Linked DNA regions of Mus musculus: region 1 is linked to region 2. The links are chromatin loops, found by intact Hi-C in ENCODE. Cell type or tissue: heart. All regions are shown on one strand. Links, peaks and the distances in the headings refer to the core of each region. The heading gives the core; the rest is flanking DNA. Region 1 has its middle 13 kb from the start of Npbwr1. Region 2 overlaps Atp6v1h (ATPase, H+ transporting, lysosomal V1 subunit H).

The links. Peaks named below come from ENCODE experiments on the same cell type or tissue, not always from the same donor. Only the 100,000 strongest peaks of a DNase experiment are listed, where the experiment ranks them.
Region 1: it touches region 2 in a loop (10-fold over the local background); 13 of 42 quality-filtered maps call a loop at or near these places.

Annotation. Positions count from the first base shown.
Region 1 is chr1:5,899,890-5,909,475 of GRCm38, forward strand. No RefSeq gene overlaps it. Among named protein-coding and RNA genes, the nearest start is that of Npbwr1, 13 kb to the right of the region's middle. In heart, for the core only: a CTCF peak has its summit at 5,125 (motif pointing left); no DNase peak of the experiment used is centred there.
Region 2 is chr1:5,101,298-5,106,297 of GRCm38, forward strand. The region is part of intron 7 of Atp6v1h (ATPase, H+ transporting, lysosomal V1 subunit H); the gene reads left to right. Among named protein-coding and RNA genes, the nearest start is that of Atp6v1h, 21 kb to the left of the region's middle. In heart, for the core only: a CTCF peak has its summit at 2,053 (motif pointing right); no DNase peak of the experiment used is centred there.

The sequences.
Region 1 (9,586 bases), core at 2,597-7,596, 800 kb after region 2:
CTTTAGCTCAACCTTACCTGGCTTCCTCTCACTGTCCACGTCCCCATACATGCATGCATACATACATACATACATACATACATACATACATACATACGTATGTATGTATTTTAGAAAGTCTACAACCTAACCTGTGCTTCTATAGAGTCTAATTGTTCAGACTACAACATGAAGACCAGCACTGCATGGAAAGATCAGTCAACAATCACTTTTGCCACTTTCCAAATTTCAGACATAAGTGTTTCTTACAAATTTGATGTCAGTTAATAATACCTCTAATTATATATATCAAAGTAAGAGAAGGATCTGCACCGTAGAAGACTCAAGTATTTTAATTATTTGAGATAGAAAAGAAAGGAAAAACCCTCAGACTATGCCCTTTATATGCAATTAAACCTTACGTTTATCACTCTCAGGTCTGGGAAATCCAAGATCATGATGTCAGATTTGATAGCTCATGGGAAATTGTTTTTATATAAATAGTATTTTCTGTGTGTTCACACATGGCTAGGATGAAAAACAAGCTCCCTCAGAGATTATGAAAGAGATTAAAAACTCACTCACAAAAGCAGAGCCATCATATATCAGTTACCTAAGCATAGCTGTGAACAAAATATCTGGCCTGAACAACTTAGTATTGGAAGAATTTGTTTTAGCCCACAGACAGTGCTGCTGGACTTCATGGAAAACATCATGGTGAGTTGAGCATGTGGCAAAGGTTATTATTTACTTGGGAAGAGACAGGAAGCAGAGTGAGAGGTAGGAGGGGCCCAATTACAAGACTTTCTCAAGCATCTATCTCCAGTGATCTACTTCCTTTAGCCAGACCCCACCTCTTAAAGTTTCCAGTACCTCCTATAACAAGACCACAAGCCTGGGCCAAACATGCAGAACACAAACATCCTCTCTTATTATCATCACTTCAGCAATAGTTTTCAATATTTTACCTGGCAAGTGGAGCATAAGCACTCACATCAGAGCACTGAAGATACAAAACTGAAAAATCTTGCTGTTGATAAAATTTTTCCTATGTGGGACATCCACCCCTCCTTCTAAGGTCCCAATTACAAACCAAGGCACCATTACACTGAAATTCACTCTGCTGAACCATTTTGTTTATTGGGCTTCCTCACCGAGCTCTCCTTAAGAACATATACTGTTATTCCAGAGAACCTGAGTTCAATAACCAGTACCCATAATAGTAGTCAGCTCACAGTTGTCTGTAACTTTAATATCCAGAGTATCTGACTCTTTCTTTTGGCCTCTAAGAGTACTGTACTCACATGTACATACTCAAACACAAGCATTCATATATCTACATAATTTAAAATTAAAACTAAAATTTTATAATATTCTATTACATTAAAAAACTATACTACACCTGTTAAATCATTTAAAACTTACCAAAATTTTGTAGGATATCTACTAAAATTAATTCACTCAAATAGATGGTGGGATAGAAAAACAAAGCAGTATCTGTCATGGAAACTTCTTACTGCTAACTCAGAAATGCCAGCTCTCTGACAGTCACAATGCTTGATGTTAAGAATATAACAGTTGATAACACAGTGTTAATGTCTTCCAAGAACTTGAAGTCAGTGTAGGTCAGCTAGAGAATAAATACAACGAGAATGTTCATAAAGGAAGGAGCATGGTCATGATCTAGCTATTGTGAATAGAGTAGCAATGACAGTGTTCACATTTCTGAACTGGAATTTCCCATCTATTTTTTAGTTAAAGGATAAGTATAAGGGAGTTCATCTGACAGTTGGTTGCAATTTTAGGTTAGTTGTGATGGACTTAGTGTAGAAAGGAAACTATACCTTCAATCCAATGACACTGTATTTATAAAAACCGCTGAGAAGTTTCTCATGGCCTTCCCAATTTGGCCCAGTTCCTTTTACATATGATGCCCCCACCAGCAGCTGAGGAGATGTTAGCAAGTGACAGTTGTTGGTAGAATGAGAGGCACTTTTCTTCAAGGATGTGTGTTGGAGATTAGTGCTACTGCTTTGAATCTGCATGTTCAGATGCTATAGGTCCTTGTCCTCAATTGGTTCTTGATTCATCAATAAGGATACCAGCAGTCAATGGCTTTGCATAGGGAGGGACACTTAAAGTTGATCAGGTAGGACACAGAGAGGAAAGGGAGAACTGGGATGACTCAGGGTAGAAGTATGGGATACAGGAGTGGCAGGAGATAAACCATATGGGCCATGTGAGATTTCAGGTGGGTGGCCACTGGCCACTTCCCCGATTGGGCCTGGAGTATCAGGGGAAGGTTTAGAGATGCCCAGCCTTTGAGGTAGCAAAGGCATTTAAAATTAAGCTAATGTGTGTATGTCTTTCATCCTCTGGCCAAAGATTCCCTAGGTAGGTGTCTGGAAGCACAGTCTTCTGGGAGCACAAAGTGTTGAACCAAAAATTTCCACTACAGATATGATCAGAAGAGATCACCTACTCCACCAATAGTCCTACCCCCATGTTCAAAAAGGAAGAACCAGATGAACACAGCATATATATGAACAAAGGACATGACGTTGATGGGGAAATGAGAGGGTGAGGAGAGAAATTGGAGGAGATGAATTAAATGGTGGATTTGCTCAACGCAATTCTATTTATATACATGTATGATATTTTCAAACAACAGAAATAATGTCTTTTAATGTAACCATGAGTTGGGGAGATGCTTGAACAGAAAAAGGTGCTTGCTGCCAAGCATGACAACTATCAGAAGACATGTGGTAGAAGAGAACAACTTCTACAAGTTTTCTTCTGACCTCCATAAACATGTAATGGCACACACACACACACACACACACACACACACGTAAGAAATTAAAATATGAACCTGTGACTAGATCTTTAAAAGAAGATTATTTTCAAAATGTAACAAAAATACTTTTTATTTTTAAAGTAAAGTTGATCATTGTAATACTTGGAATAATGACTGTCCTGGCAAGACATTCCCACTAATGCAATAATGGCATGAACATCATGGAAGTCATCTTCTATTTTATGATTAGATTTAAGTCAAACTCCACAAAATGAAACCCATATCTAGCACCGTTCTGACTTAAAAATCTGTGACTCTGTGAATCACAGATCCTGGGGGAGAACATAAATCTTAATAACATCATTATTGATTACTGTATCCTTCAACCATCATCAGAGAAACTTCTATTTAAAGTAAATGATTAGAAACAAAGAGATTCCACAACTGGTCACAGTGCAGAGAACACTAGACCACTAAGGGTCAGCACTAAACAGGATATCTCTATCATACTTCCCTCCAAGCCTCAAGGATCACTACAAAACAGGAGGCAGAAAGAAGCTGATCTGGGAATGATGGATGAGTATAAATTAACAGTGCTTCCCAGATGCAGGGCAATTCCACCGGTAAACTCAATAGCTGTGATGGCATTCACAAGACCTGTGCAGCTTTAAGCCAACCAAAGTCACAGCTGGAGTAGGGAGATGGGTATTAAGCTCCGCCCCTCTGATGAAGTAGACAGAAGAAAACAGTTTTCTCTAGAGTGGAGCCTTTAGTAAGTTCACTATACTTCTGTGGAAGGCCACACATCCAAAAAATATACTGGCAACACAAACTGAACTTGAGATGGAGTGTTTTGTTTTGTTTTCTAGGTGGGTAAAGAAATGGGACTGGATCTGAGAGGAGTTGGGGAAGGGGAGAAATAGGATCTAAATATTCTAAAGTATCAAAGAATTAATAAAAATGAAAAAGAAAATATTTATTTTTAGAAGACTAAAAAGAAAATATTCTGAGAGTAGTTTATTTTTAAATTATGTGAATAAATATGTGCACATCCCCCACAGAGCCAGGGGTATTGCATCCCCTGAAGCTGGAGTTGCCTAACTGGCAAATGTAAGTTTCTCAGCATAGGTCTAGGAAACTGAAACAAGTTCTCTGCAAAATCAATACACGCTCTCAACCACTAAGCTCTCTCCATCACCAATTTTTGGAAATTTAGTCTGTGATCATATTTTTTGAACGGATTGTTAAATGTCCTTTTATAGGTTGGTATTATCTTTTCAACGTTTTTTTTTTTCCATTTACTTACTTTTTTGTGTGTGTCATGCTTTTGCACACATGTCAGCATGTGTATAGAACTCAGGAAAACTCTGCTCTCTTCTTCCACTGTCTGCATCCCATGGATTCACGTCAAGCTACAAGCACCTTTGACAACATCTTAAATGTTATGATTTGAATAAATATATTTTATACCTTATGCTAGAGACTGTAATTGAAAAATCACACCCAGCACCAAAGCCAATATGTATATTAGTAAACATCTTCTAATCTTTGTAACCATCAACACTTTCTTTTTTAAAACATATTTTTATTGATTCGCGGGAATTTTCACAATATGCACCCCAATCATATTCACTTCTCAGGCTTCTATGCCCATTACCTATCCTTGTGACCTTATATCACACTCACACACACACACACACACACACACACACACACACATGCACGCACTCAAATAAAAGTAAGAATAAGAATTAAAAAGTATAATTTGTGTGGTCTATATACTCACTGGAACATGGTCCAACTCTCAGTGGTCTACCCCTTAAATTGAATTGAGTCGTTTCCATCCCAGGCCCCCGCCAGAAGCCATCAATTGTGAAGATGTACACTGCAGCATCCCTATCACACTTTTTAAGAACTAAGGATTGTCACAGAAGCCTCAAGCCCTCTAGAAACATGGGAGCTAGAGAAAGTACCCAAGGAGCTAAAGGGGTCTGCAACCCTATAGGTGGACAACAATATGAACTAACCAGTACCCCCAGAGATCGTGTCTCTAGCTGCATGTGTAACAGAAGATGGCCTAGTTGGCCATCATTGGGAAGAGAGGCCCCTTGGTCTTGCAAACTTTATATGCCTCAGAATGGGGGAACTCCGGGGCCAAGAAATGGGAGTGGGTGGGTAGGGGAGTGGGGGTGGGAGTATGGGGGACTTTTGGGTTAGCATTTGAAATGTAAATGAAGAAAATACTTTTTTTTAATCTCTTAACAGTAAAAAAAAAAAAGAAAAAGAAAGAAAGAAACATGGTGGCACAAGACCTGAGTGTACATAGTTGAGCTTTTAGCACCACCTAGTGACCCAATGAATACTTACAAAAATGGAGGAATGAAAGAGTACCTAGGTGTTCAGGAGAATGGTAATTTAATATTTAAATGAGATGAAAGTCTTAAACTTACTCATTTATATTTACTGCCTTTCGAATGTATATTAATAATTCCATGACACCCAGATCATCAAAAACGGGAGATAACTTTCACAGTATTAGAGAGTTATTTTCTTAGTTCTTCCATAGTATTCACTTGAACTTACCTTAAAATAACCAATCAAACAAAGCCAAACAACAGATGAAAACAAATGAGAGTTACTGAGGAAGGAACATAGACATAACTATACTACTATATGAATACAAAGGTTTGAAGCATACATAATTTGAGGAAAGCAAACAGTCCCATATGTACACATGAGCCTGCATCCGCACCAGGGGCCAGTACATACTCCTGTCATCTATTGAGAAGAATTCATTCCCAAAACGCACACATAGAAATACTGAAAAGTACATGCTTATGAATATTTTAAATAAATAATATATACTTTGTGTATATATAAATAACAATATAATAACAAATATATAACTATATTGCATAAAATAAGTAAAACCCAAAGAAGTATAAACAACCTCAAGTACGTACACAAACTGGGAACCATACTAAGGACCAAGAGACACCATTGCCCTCTACTTACAAAGGTGGGATTCTAAAACAAAGGGATCCCTGGCTACTAGGTTCATGTTGCCCCTGACTAAATTATCTCAATGCGGGCAATGTGTAATGCAACTTAAAAATCAAGACTGGTGTGAAGGGTGTGAAAAGTATATTTTAAGGGTAATGCAAATTTCCTGCATCTTGAGATGTTGATTATGCAAGTACACATTATTAGTCATAGCCTTCAAACTATACAGTAAAAGAAAAGGTGAATAACTCAATAAGAATGGCTCTAAAGAAACAAAAGATTGAAGGCCACTTTCCTTGAATCCTCCCTTTGTTGCAGTGCTTCAAGATGCGGTTGCCTCTCCTACACTCATTAGTGTTTGTAGTAAGGTTCTCACTGACCTCTCTGTTAAGCCCCCCTCTGGCTCAGGCTAGGAGATGTTCAATTTATCTCCCCTTCAATAGCACTTGAATGCATGGTCAGCTATTTAATATGCACCACAGTTGTGGGAACCGTTTCTTACAGAGATTACTGTGGCTGCTGAAAAGCTTGGAACTAGCCAAGTACCCAATAAACATCTGAAGTTCCTCACCAATATTGCCATGCAAGGGAGACACTAAACATCACAGACTGTAGCTACAGCTACCAGTATTTGAAAACAATGAAACTTTAACTTTACCCTGTTAGAGCATTATACACAGATCCATTAATACAAGTGCATTTCACTAATTCTAACTCCTGCATTGCCTGACTCCACACTAGTATAAACCTTATAAGGCTCTTGCAGGGGATTTTTATGTATGGCTATTAGCACTTAACCATGCAAAACATGAAGAACAATTATGTCTGCCACAAAAAATCCCCAAATCTAACAAATGATGGGGAGTTGATCCATGTATAAATGCTTTCACCACTCAGTCACTGTTGTTCGAGTCATCTCCTTTCATCTGCAGTTGTTTTCTGCAGTTTGAAATACCTGAGTCAGCTGCAATTTTAAAATGTTAATGAGAGCTGGTGAGATGGCTCAAGTTCAATCAGAGATTGAGTCCCAGAACAGAGAGGAAAGAAAGGACCAAGTCCTTAAAGTTATCTTCTGGCCTCCATATACGTGCTGTGGCATGCCGTATCTGCTCTCGCACATATACATTTTTCACATGCATACAATAATAATCAGTAAAATGCAAATTACAGAAAAATGTAAAAATTCTTAAAAGAATTTCAGCTGTGCAACTGGGTACGGTAATATGCTCTTGCACTATGCTTCATCCTTCCCAGGATATGAATCACCTCTTTACCCAGAGTATTTCTGCTGTTTATATTACTTTTCTCAAGAAATATCTGTTATCAGAATCACTACTGCATGATTTTAATGTTTTTGCTCATGATATTGCTATGGAATAGTCGAATGCCACATTAAAACACCTGAGTGAATGCTCTCGTTCCATCTCATCTCAGAGGTATAAAATCATCTCACATCATAAGAAGGGGAAATATAGTGCAGTAAGATGCTTGGTAATGGATACATTCACATAACTGCTTAAAATAATTATATTTTGAGAAAATAAAAGTAGTATATAAATACTTCTTTAAAGTACAGTTTAAAAGTTTAAAGGTTTTATTTTCTAAAATTTTTTGGAAGTGTTTAAAGATAGACAAGAGTTGATAGACTAGTATAGAGAGCATTAGGTGTGGTGGCAGACATTTCTAACCCCAGAACTCAGGAAACTGACAAAGGAGGACCATGAGTCTAAGGGCAGCCCAAGCTACAAAGGAAGTGAGTTCAAGAACAAGCTGAGCATAGACCTGTCTCACAAGAAGCAGAGGGGCAATGACTACCTGTATTCCTTTCAACTGTAACTGCTTTCCTATTTACTTTGGTTTTTTTGCATATGTATATGTGTCACATACTTAGTATGGGAGAAAAACCTAAGCATCCTCTAGTTGTGTTGTCAGAGGGATCCTTCACAGAGCCTCCTTCTCAGCTTCAGCCAGTGTTTCTACTTAAGCTGCATTTCAGGGTGAGTCAGTATGAAGCAAAGAGACTGTGGTACACACAACGGCATGGGTGCAGAACACTTAAAAATAAGGTGACCTTACATGTCTTAATGGTAGTGTGTGTGTGTGTGTGTGTGTGTGTGTGTGTGTGTGTGTGTGTGTGTGTGTGAGGGAAGGAGGGGGGAGGGGAGAAGGGGAGGAGGGAGGGGAGAGGGAGAGGAGAGGGAGAGATTGTTGTGGTTTTAGAAGTTAAATTACTCAAAGAATGTAATCTATACCTAATTTTCAGAGATTACATTTTTAAAAAATGCTTGTGTATAACTAACTGGTTTTAGTCTAAAGACGTTTCTTTGTAAATGACATAACTTGGCTTCTGAGAAGCATTGTACAAGTTCACACATAAGAAGGCAACTATTGATGTGTCAGATACAAATGGACCAAAAAGGCTCAAAAGCATCCTTAAGTCACATAAATCTCAAGGTGTATGTTTTAACTGTTATCATAATTTACAATCTTGTCTTCTGGATTTCTTTTTTTAAAAATACAGACTTATACATAAGGGGAAAAAAGTGTTGAAGAGGTTAAACTCAAAGGGCATGGGTGTTTTGACCTTAAGCCTGGTTTATTAACTCTTTTCAGGGGTAACTAAACTCCTGTGGAGTAGTAGGAGACTTCATGCATCTGGCAGAAAGGAGGAGCTGGCCATGCACAGAGCTCTATGCTCATTGTCAGGAAAGACTCATTGTCAGGTGTGGTGATTCAAATGAAAACATCTCCCCTAGACTCACACATTGGAATACCTCATCTCTAGTTGGTGACATTTTTCAGGTAGATCTATGAGGTGTGGCCTTGATAGAGGAAGGATGTCACTAGACATTGGTATTGAGATTCCAAAATTGCACACAACTCCCAGTGTACTCTTCCTGCTTTCTTGCTTTGTGATTGAAGATGTAAATGCCCATCTTGCTACTTGAGCCGCAAAGCCGGCCATATCTCCTCTATGGATAGCTCTTACCCTCAGTACTTAAAAGTCCAAATAAACTTTCCGTTCAAGGTTTCCTTGGTCATCTTATTTTGTACTGCAAGAGAAATGTAACTAGTACGCCTGACCTGTACATCTTGCTTTACTCAGATGTATATATCGTGCATAAATTAATCCTAGTCTTCAGCATCTTATGAGATGCCAAAGAAGTTGTTGATAAAAGAACTTAGTAAATTAATAAATAGTGTACATTAATTTTTTCTTGCATTCTTGGAACAAAGCAATGATTGGAACACATTCCAGGAATGGAATTGAGTGAGAAATCTGAGTGTGTGTAAGAACACACCAAAGAAAACAAGACTAGAGGCTTGTGACCTCAATTTTTTCGAAATATAGAGTTAATCTTGGAATGTGCTTGTATGTTTCTTCCAGGTATAGTGGAGAGGACTGAGTTTACTCCAGATTACTCGTTATTGCTTGCTGTTGTTACTCAATTAAATGTTTAAACTATGCTTAATATACCTCTATGGAAAAGCATGTTTTTGCCATGGGAGGCTTGTCCTTGTGATTGTATTCATGAGAACTTTACTCATGTGACCTTGCTTAACCTTCAGCATATAAATTGCCTAAGGTTCTGAATGGTGTTGGCTATTGCATGAGACTTTAGTCCACCTCATTTATCTGCTCAGTTCTCCCAGGCCTCGCTGCCGCTAAAGCAGTGCCACTGCCTGAATCTTTTCAAGGGAAATCATCTTCCACAAACTTGGCCATGTGTTCACTGGGATTGTGGAAAAAGGAAGGATTTTAAATGAGAGTGTTTATGAGTAAGAGACTTTTAAATTATAATCAGG
Region 2 (5,000 bases), core at 1-5,000:
CAAATCCTGCCCTTCTTTGTCGCTGTCTTTGCAGGACATCCTACTTTAGACCTCCAAATCAATGCAAGAGTTAGAATTGCTGTACACTGCACAATCATGTCATTTGCGTCACAATTTAGTAGTTTGTGAACTGTCTTGTATCTGTCTAGCCTGGGTATAAACGATGCATCAGTTAACTGATGACACAAAACCAAATTTGTGTTCAAGCCTTTGTAGACGTTGTAGACAGCGTGCGCCTCCTCATCCCTTCTTCAACCAGTCTCTTCCTACTTTTAAGTGCTTAAATGTTAATGCTAGTTATGGACCATAGGTTCTTAGCTAACATCATCTTTCTCATTTGGGAATGGTTTAACTTTGCTGTATTTGAGTAGCTCAGGGACTGGACTATAAGTTTAAACAAATAAGGACAGATAATGGTTGGAGCCAGGGGACAAAAACTTCAGGACAAAGGAGAGAAACAGGAGGTAGATGCAGCTACATGTGATGGAAATACCTATGGGGTGTTGACAGAGGTTTCTGTAAATGAAGCTTTGTCTAATCCATGTAACAGCTGTATTGATTATTGTAACTTATATTACTTGAGTCTAAAAATGGAAATAGTCTCAGAATCTACATTGAAAGCTAGTAGACAAGCTTCCCTTTGGGTCATGGGTTGAAAGATGTGATGAATATTGTGTGAAACCAGAAAAAGGAGTTTGAAGTGTCATCAGAACAAGGTATATAGTTAGATGAACATGTCTTGAGTGCTGGAATTAAAGGTGAGTGCCACCACTGCCTGAAGGTTTAGTTGTTAACTTAAACGAATATGTAAATTGGCACCTTTATTTCTTTGTAATAAAAATTTTATTTTATTTTATTTTATTATGTGTGTGGGAGTTTTGTCTGCATGTTATATACCTTATCTACAAAGTGGAGGCAAGAAGAGCGATTTGGATGCCCTGGGACTCAATTTACAGACCCTTGTTAGCTGCCATGTTGCTGTTGGGAATTCCTCAATATTCTGAAAGAATAACCAGGACTCTTTTAACTCCTGAGTCATTTACCACCCTCCACTGGCATTTTTAATTCTTGTGGAGTTCCTATTAATAGGAAGTTCAGAAATGGTGATTGTATTGTATCTTAGGTATTTTTAGAATAATTTGTTTTATAAACTTAGGGTTTGTAATACGTTAAACCCTATGTAAGGAGAGGTAAGCTGAGCTGTATGAGAGTCTCAGTTTGTACTTTTTTATTCATTGTATTAGGCAGAATTGGTTGAGCTGGTATTGGCTTAGTGTAAATGGTTTATCTAGTAGATCCATACACTCTGACGCACACCCTAAATAGTAATTGTAAGATTTATACCTTGTCTTTAATTTTCCTCAATCTTGGGTAGACCCTTAATTTTTCCTGAGTTCTTTTCTTTTTTACTTAGGTACTGATTTCAAAAGCAGACCTCAAGTTGAGAATATTACCAGCCTGTTCTTTTTTTTTTTTTTTTTTTTTTTTTTTTTTTTTTTTTTTTGGTTTTTCAAGACAGGGTTTCTCTTTATAGCCCTGGCTGTCCTGGAGCTCACTCTGTAGACCAGGCTGGCCTCGAACTCAGAAATCCGCCTGTCTCTGCCTCCCGAGTGCTGGGATTAAAGGCGTGCGCCACCACGCCCGGCATACCAGCCTGTTCTTTGATTGTATTTTAAAGGGCAAATCTGAGCTAGTATTTATTGAGCAGTTACTGTGTAACTACCATGTTACTAGTTTTATATTTACATTGTCTTATATAGCTTTATATGTTTTTTTGGTGTAGGTTACATCTTATGCAAAAGCAATGAGGCTGGACAAGAAACATAATCTTGTTGAACATCATATAGTTAGTGAGTGTCAGAAATACTAATGCAGTACATTGATTATTGAGAAAATTGCTTCTAGAGGCACCTGAACTGGAATTGACTATTTAGACATTGCTTCAACCTACTGCATACTATGACGTTTATTATATCTGTATTATGCCTTTGGATAGCTTTTAAACTGTTAGTGTGAAGAGTTTGTTAGGCGGTACAATTCAGTATTGCCTCTTGAGGGCAGTATAAAGCAGCAGTTGACACTGCAAAGTGAGATCCATGACTCTATTTTCAGAGGCTTCATCGATAAGTGAAGGGTTGGTTGTTAAAGACATTTTCACTTTGTAATAAGTAAGTGAAGTTCGCTTAAAATGTGTGGATATTGTTTTCACACAGTTATTGGAAGTATCCGATTATGTTTCTCTACTTTGTTTGTCTTTCCTGATTTTAGTGCAAATTTAGAGTATGTCTTCTGAGGAGCAGTGTTACCTTGGAAATGAACTTCTGGGCTGAGGCCCTGACTAAGGAGTACTGTCATCTCTCCATGTGCTGTGAGCTCTATCAGGAAGACTGAGAATGACTGGAAATTTCTGTTTACTTCCTTCTCATTTTCCTTTTTCCATGTCCTCTTTTCACTGTTACCTGAGTGCAGGAGGAAATGACAGCTTACGTCAGTGTTTGTTGTGTCTTGGTCTCTGGTGTCTTTGTTGTGGACCGATCCCCATTAGTTCTTGAGATGTCATTTCATGGATAGAGTGGCTAGGTTTACCTTCCTGCTTGTTCTGACTTGCTTCTCAGCACTCTGGAGTGGTTCTCTCTAACAGGACGTCTTGTAAGTCTTCTATGCATCTGGCCTGTCTATGGAAGTAGCCACTCACCACATGTAACTAGTGTGATTGAGAGACTTTCTTGAAATATATTTTGTGTACTCTGAAACTCATGCATTTGCAGCTCAGTGTTTTATATTCATCAAACTGTGCAACCATTACTATAATCTAAATTTATAGTATTTTCAGCAATCCAGGAACTTAAGAACTGTATTGTACATATGAACTGTTTGCTTGGTCACTCCTCTTCTTTCAACCCCTGGCAGCTACTAATCTAATTTCTGGATCTGGATTCACCTCTTGTGGATTGTAATGTGAATAAAACTCTGTGCTTTGGTTTTTGTGTGACAGACTCTCATCATCTAGTGTAGTATGTTTAAGGTTCATGCATGTTTGAGCATGCAGCATTTTAGAATAAGAAATAGATAAACCTAGAAAGTCTAGTTTACTTGTTTTTCAGCCACATTTTTTCAGTGATTTCCATGGAAGCTCTGATGTCCTTACTAGTGGGGATTGATTTTGCTGCTTTGGCTCTGTCTTTATTAAATGGTGTGGTCCCATCAAAAGTGCTGCTTATATTGTTCATACAGCACAGGCCTGCTCTTAAGTTGTAGGCTGCCCTGGCTGGAACCCAGAGCAACTTACAGTCAGTAGTTATTAGGAGACGACTGTAGTCTAAACATATTAAATGAAAAATTCAGAAATAAACAACTCATAAGTTTTAAATAACTAATATTTTATCGTGTTATAGTTGCTCTTTCATTTGTATTAATTGCTTATGCTTGGATGATAAATTAAGTTATCATAGGCCTGTGTGTATAGGAGGAAATACAACTGATTCAGTGCTTTTTAGTATTTGGGTCTGTCAGGGGTCTAGGAGCATAGTGGACCACGATACTTACCTTACTGTGTAGGCCTAAAGAGCATTGCTCTTACCCAGGGCAATTATTAATGGCTTTTCATTCTTTTAAATTATTATCACAAAGTTAACACTTTTAAGCATTGGGAGCATTGAAATGTGTGTGTGTATGTGTATAAAAGTACAGATATAATACTCAACTTTTGTTTTTCTGATCAGGATTTTGGAAGGGTTGCCTGGGGTTATATTGTGGTATATAAAAGAAAATGAAATCAGGTATTTGAGTAGTACAAGACTACTTTTAATGTGTCTTTGAAAGTATAGCACCAATAGCAATAATAAGGTAACTTATTACTAAGTACTAAATATGCTTTTGGAATTGTATGTAAAACATTGATTTATAAAGCAAACTATGCTTTCTTAGTGGTAGCAATAATACTTTTTCCTTGTAATTGTTGAAGGTGTTAAAGTTGTGAATAATAGTGAAGCACTGTTTTGTTTTTTTTTTTTTTTTTTTTTTTTTTTTCTCTTTCCAAGACAAAAGTTTTTCAGTGTAGCCTTGGCTGTTTTGGAACTCTGTAGCTCTGGGATTAAAGGCATTCACTACTACCTCCACCTGGCTAGAAATCTGATACTGATGTTTTTGTACATTGACTAAGGGGTTTATTTTTATTAACCCTATTTTAAGAAATTCTTGCCTATATGCATTTTAGTCTGTGAATATGTACTGACAATAATAGTATACCTTAAACTTATTTAATGTTTTATAGAAACTAATTATAGTGAATAGATTTTTAATTTTGATATAGCTGGCACTACTTTCCTTTAATGATAATAACACAATTTTGATGAAGTGATTTCCTCAAGATACCAAGATAAAGCTTCTAATTCCTGTTCTAGTATTTATCTTCCTCCCCCATCCTGGTGTTGGGGATAAAAGCAGAGTCTCACGTTTGCTAAGTAAGTAGTCTGTAACGGCATTGCCACCATTTCTCCCCTGAGATGAGTTTATACATGTTGTTTTTTTTTCTACTAGGGCCTTTTCACCATACCTCCTTCAAAGGTGATTACTATGATCTGTTAGTGTAGATTTGGTTTGGACTGATCTTGAGCTGCATATAAAGAGATCTGAATTCATTAGCACAGCATTGTATCGTGTTGAATTTATCAATACGCCTTACATTCGCTGTGTAGTGATTGATCACCTTAGTATCTATTATTGATATTATTGGGTTACTTTAAGTTTTTGATTATGGTGAATAATTTGGCTGTGAACTGTCTGTGCATGTCTTTTGTTAGATATGTGTATTATATCTATTATACCTATGTAACATTAATTTTTAAACCTTATTTATTTTATTTTGTAAAGATTTATTTATTTTTTATTTATGAGTACACTGCAGCTGTCTTCAGACACACCTGAAGAGGGCATCGGATCCCATTACAGATGGTTGTGAGCCACCGTGTGGTTGCTGGGAATTGAACTTAGGACCTCTG